Linked DNA regions of Mus musculus: all the other regions are linked to region 2. A link is a contact called in ENCODE Hi-C or POLR2A ChIA-PET data. All regions are on one chromosome and are shown on one strand. The core of a region is the stretch at or near the end of the contact, and the rest is flanking DNA. Distances in the headings are between cores, read along the strand shown.

Region 1 (3,889 bases), core at 213-2,712, 61 kb after region 2:
TTGCAATCCGGGCACGCCCCAGATTTGGGTGCTGAGAGAGCCTGCATCATCTTGCTTGGTGACATGTCTAAACACAGAAAGGGAGAAATAAGAAAAGGATGGGGAAAATTAATCGTCCTTTATGTAGCTCTTTCCCCTCCCCCTCGACTGAGAGCCACAGCGCCGGTTGGCTCCAAGCCTGTGCTTTAGAGGCGCCTGGGTCTCTGGGTCCTTCTTCTCCTCCTCCCCCTCCCACCCCACCCCCACCACCCACCCGGGCTCCTTCTTCTTCTTCTTCTTTTGGCTTGCAGAAATCAGGACCCATCTGAACTAAGAGGGAGGAGAGAAGCAAGGAAGCTGAAGCAAGGGGTGGCCTGCGCCCTACTCCGGAAAGCTTCGCGCGCGGAAGCATGCAGCGGTTGCTCGCGTCCGGAGCGCACCGATCCGGCTGTCTCCACTGCGGTAGCATCCGGACATGACATTGCAGTAGCGACAAAGGAGCGGCCACAACCGGCAGCTGGCTACTGACAGGACTACTCGGGCCTCGCACCGCGCCGAGGGTCTGGCAGCGAATGATATTGGGGTGAGGCTGGGTGTTGGGGTGCGAGATAGGCCGAGTCGGGGGCAAAAACCCAAAAATGCGCAGGACCTCGAGGCGGACACCTCTCGCGCCTCCTTCAAGCAGCCAGATTGCAAGAAAAATAATTCTTTAACACTCACTAGCCTTAGCTCACCACACACACACACACACACACACACACACACACACACACACACACGATCTAGTAGGAGTCCTCCTCGGTCTGGCTATTGCCTTGTAACCAACCCTTCCAACCCGTCTGGTCCCACCGCGCGCCTCCGGCACTACGGGCCCGAGGACCCGCCCGGCTCCCGGACACAGGCTCGAACGTAGCCGCCACCCTAGGGTCCCCTCCTATCGCTCACCAGGAGAAGAGAGCCGGCGACCATCGTGGCTCCGACTTGGCCGGCGGTGCGGCTGCAAGAGGCGAGGGCGGTGATGCTGCTTGCCCGGGTCCCCATGGCCGAGCTCGGGGCTCGCAGCGGCGCCCGGGGCGCTCGGCCCCACGGCAGCTGGAATTGGTGGCTGTTTCTGCCCAGCGCCGCATCCACCGCCGCCTCACGGGCGGTGAGCCCATCTACCTCCAGCAGCCCATGTGCACTGCAGCAGCCAGGCACCCAGGCGGAAGAGGGAGGCAGCAGGGGAGGCTCCGAAAGGCGCTCAGCACCTGCCCAGGGGCGCTGGCGCCCGGGCGGTGAGAAGCAGGCGCGCTCGCAACCCGCGCCTCCCGGTGCTCTCCAACGACAGCGGCTGCGGAGAACCAGAGAGCAGGGCTAGCCGCGACAGTGCTAAAGAGCGACTTCCCATAGCGAAGCTTCCAGCCACTATCAAGCACTCGCCTCCTCCGCTGCCTAGACCGGCCGGCGAGGGACTGAGTCGGATGGCCACTCAGCTCGGGGACACACGTGGTGGCGCCGAAGGGGCGGAGAACGACCCTTTGTGATGTCACCCGGGAGGAGGCCGGGCTCTTTGTGCAGATGGAAAGAACTCAAGGCGCTCCAGAAACCGAGGGGAAGGAGAGGGTGCCCCTTGGCGTTAGCTGGAGGAATTGCGTTTGCTTGTTAACCTGCACACACCCCTCACCCCGACTTAACTTTAAAAAAAAAAAATGATTCCAAGTAGATTGTATGTAAAACAGAGACTATTTTCTTTTCCTAACATAAATATTAACAACAGCCAATATAACTTGCGCATAATGGCGCAGGCCTGTATTTTCATTGCCAGGAAAGCTGAGGAAGGAGAATTTGAAGTTGGAGGGAAATTCTGAGCTACACAGAAAACTCCTATCTCATGCATGCATGCATGCATGCATGCATGAATGAATGAATGAATGAATGAATGACCTGAGCATAACGGTGCCATTAAGCACTCTGTATAATGAGAATATGAACTTCTCCAATTCCAGGCCAGCCAAAATTGGAGTTCTACACAAGCCTGGCTTACAGAGCAAAATCCAGTCTCAGAAATCAATCAATCAATCAATCAATCAATCAATCAATTAAAGGAGCTAGAAAAAAAGCAAAAACCATGGAGCTTACATCAATTGCCAGACACAAAGAGACGTGTGTGTTGGTTCCCAAACTGCTGTGTTTTGAGGTCTGCTGTGTTCTCACAGTGGAGCAAAAGGAAAAAGCAAGTGTAGTCTCGGCATTTATGTGTGGCTCCCCTGCTTCCTGACTGCAGACCCGGTTTAACCAGCTGCCTCCTCTCCTCTCCTCTCCTCTCCTCTCCTCTCCTCTCCTCTCCTCTCCTCTCCTCTCCTCTCCTCTCCTCTCCTCTCCTCTCCTGCAATAACTGTATCCCTGAAACTGTTAGCCAGAAGAAACCTCCCCGTCTCTCAGTATTGTTGGCTATTTGTTCTCAGCAGTGAGGAACCTGGACAGAAACAACACTAAGCATCCCTGACAGGGAGTTGCCATGGTAGGAGCCCTATTTCCTTCCTTGCCAGTTACTACATGGAGAGTTGGTTCTTTTTCTCGGCATTCTTTGGAAGAATGAGATGTATTTAAAAATTAATATGAGGATTAATCCTACTCTCATCTTTCAAACATCTGCCAGTTAAAGAAATAAAACATATATTTAAAAAAGCTTGACCATAAACCCTGAAGGGGAATGCTGTAATATTAAGTTTCCAGTAAAAAATTTTTTTAAATTCTGAAAAATACTATCCTTAAATACAGAATTTTGTGAAAGGGGGTGATATTTCAACTTGAAATTCTCAAACTCTCTCCGAGGCTTCCAAAAGTGAAGGGGGATTACTATGTCTTCATGTATAATAGGGCCAATTAATTCTTCAAAACTTCAAATTATTGGCCACCACAATCAAAGGTCTTTCTGTTTAAAAGGGGGTGGGGGTGGGAAGTGAGATATTAAAGAAAAGGGGTCAGCTGACACCTTGCAGACAAATATGAGTTACTTGAGGTAATGTATGATTTGATCTTCCAAGCTGGGAGACTTTAATTTGGGTAAGTGTGGTTCTGACCTGCTCGTTCTCTTTGTTCTTCCTATTGTTTTCATGTTCCATAAGGTCCTTATGGGGCACTAATCATCAGAATTCAATTTTTCACGGGCCTTTGGGTTTGAGTTTGGTTTGGTTGGCTGGCTGCTTTTGGGTTGGGTCTTGCTGTGTAGCTCAGGTTAGCCTCCAGGGGATGGTTATCCTCCTTCATCACCACCTGAGTTACAGCCATGCAATCTCGATGCCTCTTGATACAATATATTCAGTTCATCTTGCTTACTGCTAACTAAGTAAAAACCCCTTAGTATTCTTCATCACAAACAAAAAACAAACAAAACAAAACAAAACAAAAGTGTCTATTGAATCTAGTTAGAATATAAAATGCTGGTGAGATGACTCAGCACTCAGCAGGTAAGAGCACTGACTGCTCATCCGAAGGTCCTAAGTTCAAATCCCAGCAACCACATGGTGGCTCACAACCATCCATAATGAGATCTGACGCCCTCTTCTGGTGTGTCTGAAGACAGCTACAGTGTACTTATTTATAATAATAGATAAATCTTTGGGATGGAGCAAGTGGGGCCAACCAGAGCAAATGGGGTTGGCTGGAGCGAGCAGAGGTCCTAAATTCAATTCCCAACAACCAGATGAAGGCTCACAACCATCTGTACAGCTACAGTGTGTACCCACATACATTAAATAAATAAATAAATCTTTCTAAACAATATATAAAATGCCATTTCTCTATTGCATGTTTAAAATAGAGAAATGTCTTTCATTTTACACTGTAAACTGTTTTAATTACTTCACAACCACATATTCAATGGCATACAGATGTCCTTACTTACACATAAATGGTGAATACTCAACCA
Region 2 (4,127 bases), core at 1,522-4,021:
TATTCACCAAACGAATTAACGGCTTTGATTCGCCAGTGATCCGCTGAAATGGAGTATTAATTATGCAGCCTGGATGCTCCTTGCCAGCCTCTTAAAATGGTTCAACTTAACCCCTTAGCCCCTGACATCCCCACACGGATATCACCATGCTCTCTTCCCTAGGACATGGCCACGGACGCCTCATGACCTCTAAGGAGGCTCATACACAAAAGCCACCCTTTCCACGTAAGGGCCCTTCTATATCTCATTTAACACCATGAAGGAAGGGAAGTTCTCAGCTTGTTCATGGGAAAAAAAAAGTGTCATTTTACCAATGGTTTCAAGAGTGTCCTTTGCTAATCCCAGATGAAACTAATTGCTAGTCCATGAGTTGGATAGCTTCCCACCTAGACCCCATTCCCCAGGGCTCGGGATGCAGCTCAGTTGGTCATATACTTGTCTAGCATGCACCAAGCCCCTGAGTTCGATACTCAGCACCACATAAAACTAGGCATGGTGGCACATACCCACCAGGTAGAGGCAGGAGGGTCAGTACTTCAAGGGCAAGCTTAAGAAGAGGCGGAACTGAAAGACCACATCTTTGAGAAAGAGTAGGAGATGGAGAAGAAAGAGGAAAAGCTGGCAGTCACAGAATGCCAAGATGGCTCCATCCAAGCTGTCTGCAGCCCATTGCTGAGGAATGAGAACCCACAGCGCTTAGAGAGGCTGAACCCCATAAACTCGTCACCAACAGTACATGAAGGGCCCTGGCCTCTGGGCAGTGGAAGGGTTGCTCGGCAGGGACTGCCCGGGCACGGAACTCAGAACTTTACGCTCCAGCTATGCAGATGCTCTAGGATGGAAGGGTGGGTGAGGGAGTCTGTAAACACTACACACTTCCGCTGAGACCGAAAATGTGTTTTCTATTTGAAAGTAGTGCAGAATCCAGCAGACCAGTGATGGACCAGTTAAGGAGGAGCAAGCAAATAGAATTCGCACTAAAGGTTTATCTCAAGGAAACTCCAGCCACAAGGGAGTATAAATGACAAGCGGGTGGGGGTTGTGATAGTATCTCAAGCTTGTTTCCCTCACCTTCCCAGCGCAAATAATGAATATGAAATTACATTTCAGACCATCTGCAGGTCCGTGGAGGAATTTCAGCTTGAGCCTTATCTTTCTTGCCAGGTCAGTATTTTGTAATACCTGACTCTATCGAATCTACTTGTCCTTATGTTAGAGAGCAAAAATTCAGATGATAAAGTAATAAAGAAGTGAAATCTGGGGCTGGAGAGATGGCTCAGCGGGTGAAGAGCCCTTGCTGCTCGTGCAGAGGACCTGAGTGCAACTCCAGCACCCACACAGTGGCATCCAACCCTCTGCTACTCCAGTTTCTGGCGATTCCATACTTTATCCTGACCTCCACAGGAACCAGGCATGCTTCTTGCAATACACATACTCAAGTGCAGACAAAACATGCATTTTCAATTTTTTTTTTAATTTTAAAAAGGAATTTAAGTCTATGTGCTCGCAGGATTTCAGATAAGTCAGATCATAAAATTTTTATCTGAATCTATTTCATTCCCAAGTTCACAGACTGAAGAATGCCCGATACAATGATCCCTTAACAATATCACAATATAATAAAAAAGATGATGTATTTGAAAGAGGGGAAGAAAGGGTATATGGGAAAGTTTGGAGGAAGGAAAAGAAGGGGGTAAATATAATGGTGAAATATCTTAATCTCAAAAAAAAAAAAAACCAAAAAACAAAAGAAATAACAACAACAAAAAAACCCACACTGCCTTCATTAAAAGGAAAGTAGGGTTCCTTTAAATCTTAAATGAGAGGAGACAATAATTTTAAAAAATATTTATATTACTTATTTGCGGTGTGTGTGTGTGTGTGTGTGTGTGTGTGTGTGTGTGTGTGTTCAGAGGAATATCAGATCCCTTGAAGCTGAAGTTACAGGCAGTTGTAAGCTGCCGGATGTTGGTAACAGGACTCAGATTCAGGTTGTCTGCTAAAGCAATAAGCTCCCTGCACCACGGCACCATCTCTCCAGCCCTGACACTAACTTTGAAATTATCCTTCTGAAGTGTGAATTCTTGTTGTACCCAACTCAGAACAAGGAGTCCTACCTAAAATAAATCAAATTTACCGAACAATTTTGTTTTTCGAAACAGGGTTTCTCTGTTTAGCCCTGGCTGGCTGTCCTGAAACTCGCTCTGTAGACCAGGCTGACCTCGAACTCAGAGATCCTTTGCCTTTGCCTGCTGAGTGCTGGGGTTAGAGGAGAGCATGAGCCACCTTCACAGCTATCACCCCCACTTCTACCCCTACCCCACCCCCAGGATTTGTTTTTCCAAATAATAAGTACATAGATGGAAATGTCACGATGTTGATTCCCAAACCTTTCAGGAAATACTGGTCAGTTATTCCATATTTGGAGTCACAGACATGCGTTATTGTATTGGAAATAGCCACATATACAGAGATAAGGCAAGTATGTTGAAATAAAATGAATTCTTAACAAGCTGTTTCTTTTCTTCTTTCCTCTCCACCAACCTGGCCCAGACCTCAGGTGACATGCAAAGAGGTGTGTTTATTGCATAAGGAAGGAACTGTGCTCACAACACTTCCAGTCTAAATCACCAATTAGCAGGCAGACAGCACAGGTCCTCTACTGTCTAACTCTCCCTAGGGTCACTGAAGGTCATGGGATGGAAGTAGGAGGAGGAACAGAAGCCAAGACGGACCTCCCTGGGAACTCCCTGGCCAAGCCGCAGAAGAAACATAGATGAGTGAACAGAGAATCTGGGAGCCAAGGCAAAGCCCAGCGTGAACTTCTCCATCACAGAGAGAAACTCAATGCTAACCTGGCTAGCCCATGCCTGAAGCCACTGGGAAATTATCTGAAGAGTGACTTCCTCCCACCCTGATTAGTTGAGGCCCAGACAACCAGATAGGATTTTACTACAACTGAAGTCTTTCTGAAGACTCTGCGTAAGTTAACCACAGATTAATTAGCCATGATAGATCGCATCTTAAAACCCCTAATTCCAAATCAAGGTAGTTACTGTGATGTTGCCTCTCTGCGGCATCCATGAGTTCTGACCATTCATTCCTGAGAATTAGTTTCAAAAAAACGGGAGCCCAAAGATTAGCTATGTCCAAGTGTGAACCGTCAATCTTTGTCTCAAGCAAAAGAACTCTTCCTTTCCCCGGAGCTCAGATGGAAAAGCTGCGGGAAGCCACAAGACGTGCTTCAAAAGCAGCCAAAGCTGGTAAGAACCAGCTGGCTCCGGAGGGCGGGCGGGAGTGCCCCGCCCAGCTGCTGGGGCGGCTGTCTGCAAGCTGTCCAGGCTGCTGACAGCAGTAGTACTGCCTTTGCATCCGGGAGCTGACTCATGGGGTGAGCTTTCTCATAAATAAATAAATAAATAAATAAATAAATAAATAAATAAATAAATAAATAAATAAAAGGGAGTGAGGAAGAGAGTAAGCGGGCTTTCTTGGTTGCGAATGGGAACCCACTCACATCTTAGAAGATTGTAGCCAAGCTCAGTCAGGATCCTGGGAGATCATGCTGTTTAGAAACCGGGATTCCCCTTAGTGCAGCCTAGACAGTTTTAACCAGGAAAACACGTTGCATAAACTTTTAAAAATTTTTGCCCGAGGACCCGAAGAATGGAAAGCAATTTCACAATAAATAATGCCTTGATGTAAAAAGACTCAAGTTAGTCTTTGTTAGTAAGTTTTTGTTTTGCTTTGCTTTGTTTCTTGAGACAGCAGCACCTCTCTAACACAACCCTTGCTGTGCTAAACCACACACACACACACACACACACACACACACACACACACACACACATATACCGGGCTGGTCCTGAATTCACAGAGCTCTGCCTGCCTCTGCTTCCTGAGTGCTGGGATTAAAGGTACCATGTTTGGCTCAAGGAAAAATTTTTTTAAAGATTTCTCCTTATATTTTATTGTTTAAAACATATCACACCTAGTGTGTGTGTGCGTGTGTGTGTGTGTGTGGGGGGGGGGGTGGAGGTCAGAGGTCAGTTAGGTGAAGGTGGATCTCTTCTTCCTCCGTGTAGGGATAGAACACAGATTTGACATCAGGTGTCTTTACCCACTGA
Region 3 (3,813 bases), core at 285-2,784, 42 kb after region 2:
CTCGTGCCTGGTAAAGGTCCCCGCGGGGCAGCTGCTGCAGACTCGCAGGCTCATGTTGGTACAGTGCTCGGAGACGTACGTTCCTGCTGGGCACTTGTCGCAGGTTAGCACCTGGCCAGTGGTACGGTCAACATGGCGGTAGGTGCCAGGGAGACTCAGAGTCTTTTGTTCTGGTTGAGCTGTGATGGTGCTGAGGAATCCAAGCTGAAAGAAATAAGAGAGGTGTCAGATAGAGGAGCAGAGGCGAACAGAGCAACAGCAACAGCAACAGCAATAACAGGTCATCACCACTGTTCAAGATCTGGCGGGTACCACACCAACTTGACATCAGAAAGAGGGAGGTGTGTGCCAAAGTTGTCATTTCTATAGCACCTGCATACCTGATGATAAACTTTTGTTTTGTTTTGTTTTGTTTTGTTTTGTTTTAACAAACAGCCATACTTTTGACAGTCCTGTTATGTGCATTAAACAATGGAGCTGGTGCTTTTAGATTCAAACGCAGTTTGTCCAGTCTCTGAAGGCCACAACCGATAGACACAATCCCTGCAGGCATCCATTGAGAAATCTACCCATTGAGCTTGGGTCCAGCAAGAATAACTCAGTGTTCATGTTCTAAAATAAAAACTTCACCCAGCAGGTCAGAGTTTCACCAACTTCCAGATTAAAAACTTGGAGGACCCGTTGGGTGTGGTAGCATATGCCTTTAATCCCAGCACTTGGGAGGCAGAAGCAGGCGGATCTCTGAGTTTGGAGCTAGTCTGGTCTACCAATTGAGTTCTAAGATAGCCAGGGCTACATGGAGACACCCTGTCTGGACAAACCACACACACACACACACACACACACACACACACACACACACACACACACACACCTGGGGGTATCCCAAGTTCCAAGTCCTGAGATGCTGTGAAAGAGAAGCAGGGAGCAAAAGACTAGAGTGACTGCTTCCCTGGGGCTGTCAAAATGAAGGCCCTGATAGTCTTTGCCATCCTCAGTGAGATGGAGAAATTTGTATGAAAATCATGGCTGCCCCAAGCTACCAGCTACCGAACAAATTCCTTCTAGATTTACAGATTTACAGCTACATCGGTAACTGAAAGAACAAAGCAAAAGAAAAAGAAAAAAAACTGCTTGCAAGGTGATCAAGAGTCTGTCTTCTTAGCATCTCGAAACTTGACCCCAGTCTATTCTTTTCCCAACCCCACAGTTATGTGGGGCCAGGGTACTTCCCCGCCTCTCACCGGTTCTTGAGGTTTCCTCCTTAGAGTTTACGATATACTTAGTTTTCTTCCTTCTGAGTCTGAAAGTAGGGGCAGAGGTGGTTGGCGATGGATAGTGGTTGGTTTTCTTGTTGGGAAATTTAATTTCATATTGGAAATTGAGAAAGAGAAGATCCTGCTACTTGGTGGTAAGTCTCCTCTCTCAGCGTTTGGCTTGGCCCTTCCTTTTCCTGCTCCCTCTACTTGCACAACCAGCCCAGACACCCTATCCGGAGTTCAGCAGATGCCCAGGGTGGAGGAAACCATCTGTCCAATGGAGCCCGAGTACAAGATTAGTGCCCCACCCCCACTGTAGACTCAAAAGTGTGCACCCTGGGGAGATACACAAAGCTCTAGGAAATGGAGCCTCAACCCCAGCCTTCCCCACCCAGGGCTCCTGATCCAGGGAGCCACCCTGAGTGTGCACATTGCTGACAACACCCACCAGACTAGACAAGGGTCCAGACTTTTGTTCTAAGACAGGGATGGTAGGTTCTTTCCTGATGTCTGACTTGTTGGGGTCACTTAGCTGTGTTCAAACCCCACCCAGCAACTGCACATTCCCTACACTCTATACCATGCTTGCTCCATTTGGGATTCTTGATTTCGTGGGGGTAAAATTATTTTGAAGATATTTTGTTTTGAGATAGAGTCTTATTTTATAACCCAGGCTGGCCTCGTGGAAATCCTGACTCAGACTCTCCAGTTGCTGCTGGGATTACAGGTATGAGCCACGGAGCTGGGCTAGTTTGCACAACCATGCCTGGCTCCTTTATCAGTTTTTAAGGGACTATAATGCTGACCTATAAAATTACCTCATCTATCTCCTGCAAACAGAATAAAGGAGAGTGTGAATTAACTGTGTTTAGCGAAGTGGATGGAGGAAGAAACCAGTGGGACAAGAAGCAAGCGCTGAACTGGACAAAAATCACAGGGCTGCCTCTTGCCAAGGAGCAATGGGAGGTAGGCTCCAAGCCCCCTCACTTCTGTCTCAAACAGAGCAGCTCTGCTTTGCAAAGCCTAATCAGAGGGAAGGCCTGTTGAGAGCAGAGCTTATTACTCAAACAAGACTACAGGGTCCTCTAAAGTCTCTCCCAATTCCAGAGTCAATAGCTAATCCCACTGTGCTATTTAAAGAAGAAGAAGGAAAAACTGTATCTAAACAAGAGTTTCCCCTTCCAAGTTGTGGAAGTACTTGCCGGTACTAGGGAGACTCAGACAAGAGGATCACAGGATCCAGACCAGTCTGAGCTACATAAAGAAACTTTGTCCCAAAACAAAACAATATCCCCTTGTGATGGCGCAAGTTTGTAAACCCAACACTTGAGAAGCTGAGGTAGGAGGATCAGGAGTTCAAGGCTATCTTTGGCTACACGTCAAGTTTGAGAGTCACTTGAGCTACCTGAGAACATGCCTCTACATACATACATACATACATACATAGTTCACACACATATACGCACGCACGCACGCACATCCACACATGCACATATGTGCACCTCACACATTAGCTCTTCCCTCTAACCCCATGGATCTGGGCAGAAATAGACCAAATGGAAGACAATATTTAAAGATGGCCCCTGCACAATATAAAAAGATTATAGTGAAAGCTAACCCTAGAGGAGAAGACAAACAAATGGGAAAGGGGAGACAAGGTCATGGATAGTGAGAGTCAAGAAAACCGAGGCTGGGTCCTTCCAATTAAGACCCTTGATTCCTCTCCCAACCCCCACCATGTGTATAGACATGGCTAAGACAGGTCAGAGAGATCTAACATAGTTTCCGGCTTTTGAGTATAAAACTGAAATTGCCCGGGAAGAGTGTGTATCAAGTGGATACATCAGTCTACCTGTAATTCCATCACAGAGGTGTCAGCGGATCCCTAGAAGAAACAGGCTAGAGAGATGACACATATCACTGAGCTCTGGGTTTGGCTTAAGCACCTGCCTCGCCAAATAGGAAGGAAGAGCAATTGAGAATGGCTCCCAATGTCAACCTTGGGGCTCCATGTGCACATGGAACCACACATGAGAGCCCAGACACACGCAAACACACACACACACACATGAAAATGGAAAAAGAAAAAATAATACTGTCTGAGATGATTTTTGAAAGTACTTTCTTCATGTACCTCGTCTTATCTCTGAGATCGTTGTGAGTATACAACAGGGTGAGGAACTTATTTTGTTTGGCTGTGAGGTTTTTTTTTTCTTGCCTTTTTAATCAATCTGAGTGTTTCTGGTATCTAACTAACTCTTGAGTCCCTAACACTAAACCAAGACCCCTCTGACTGTAAAATTCTTTGATCCTGAGCCACATTTTGGATACAACCCAATCTCACAGTCAGAGTCACCCCCTTCTCTACCTAACCTGGCATTTTTAAATAACTTGATATTAGCATTTTACTTCCACCCCCCCTCAATAAACATCTATGTAATAGTCCTAGCAATTTGGAACTACAGATTCTCAGCTTCCCCGTTCTCTTGTTTGAGTTGGTTTTGTGTATGCAAAGGGAAAAAAAGCCAACCATGTTGCTCTGTGATTTCTCTTT

Evidence for each region. Hi-C counts contacts between places; a loop is a spot of excess contacts on that map. ChIA-PET counts read pairs that join two places held with the same protein, here RNA polymerase II (POLR2A).
Region 1: a loop to region 2 is called in a map of heart, with 4 times the contacts of the local background. The contact joins the promoter of Tnfrsf21 here to the enhancer-like site in region 2. A Hi-C loop is called at or near these places in 12 of 37 maps with a recorded cell type or tissue (gastrocnemius, heart and left cerebral cortex). POLR2A ChIA-PET finds 5 or more read pairs at or near these places in 3 of 5 experiments (Patski and embryonic stem cell).
Region 3: a map of left cerebral cortex shows a loop between it and region 2 (2.9-fold over the local background). The contact joins two enhancer-like sites. A Hi-C loop is called at or near these places in 2 of 37 maps with a recorded cell type or tissue (gastrocnemius and left cerebral cortex). POLR2A ChIA-PET finds 5 or more read pairs at or near these places in 4 of 5 experiments (Patski and embryonic stem cell).

Annotation. Positions count from the first base shown.
Region 1 is chr17:43,014,128-43,018,016 of GRCm38, reverse strand. Tnfrsf21 (tumor necrosis factor receptor superfamily, member 21) reads right to left here and starts at 1,462. Exons shown (of 6, transcript NM_178589.3): 1 at 925-1,462. The coding sequence starts at 1,020.
Region 2 is chr17:43,076,411-43,080,537 of GRCm38, reverse strand. The region is part of intron 4 of Tnfrsf21 (tumor necrosis factor receptor superfamily, member 21); the gene reads right to left. Among named protein-coding and RNA genes, the nearest start is that of Gm34627, 39 kb to the left of the region's middle. Within about 2 kb of position 2,771, at least 2 of the 3 ENCODE cell types and tissues checked have a DNase peak (open chromatin) inside an H3K27ac peak, as active enhancers do; they include gastrocnemius and heart, where a contact is called at or near this core.
Region 3 is chr17:43,033,986-43,037,798 of GRCm38, reverse strand. It overlaps Tnfrsf21 (tumor necrosis factor receptor superfamily, member 21), which reads right to left. Exons shown (of 6, transcript NM_178589.3): 2 at 1-204. Among named protein-coding and RNA genes, the nearest start is that of Tnfrsf21, 19 kb to the right of the region's middle. Within about 2 kb of position 1,534, at least 1 of the 3 ENCODE cell types and tissues checked has a DNase peak (open chromatin) inside an H3K27ac peak, as active enhancers do; it is gastrocnemius, where a contact is called at or near this core.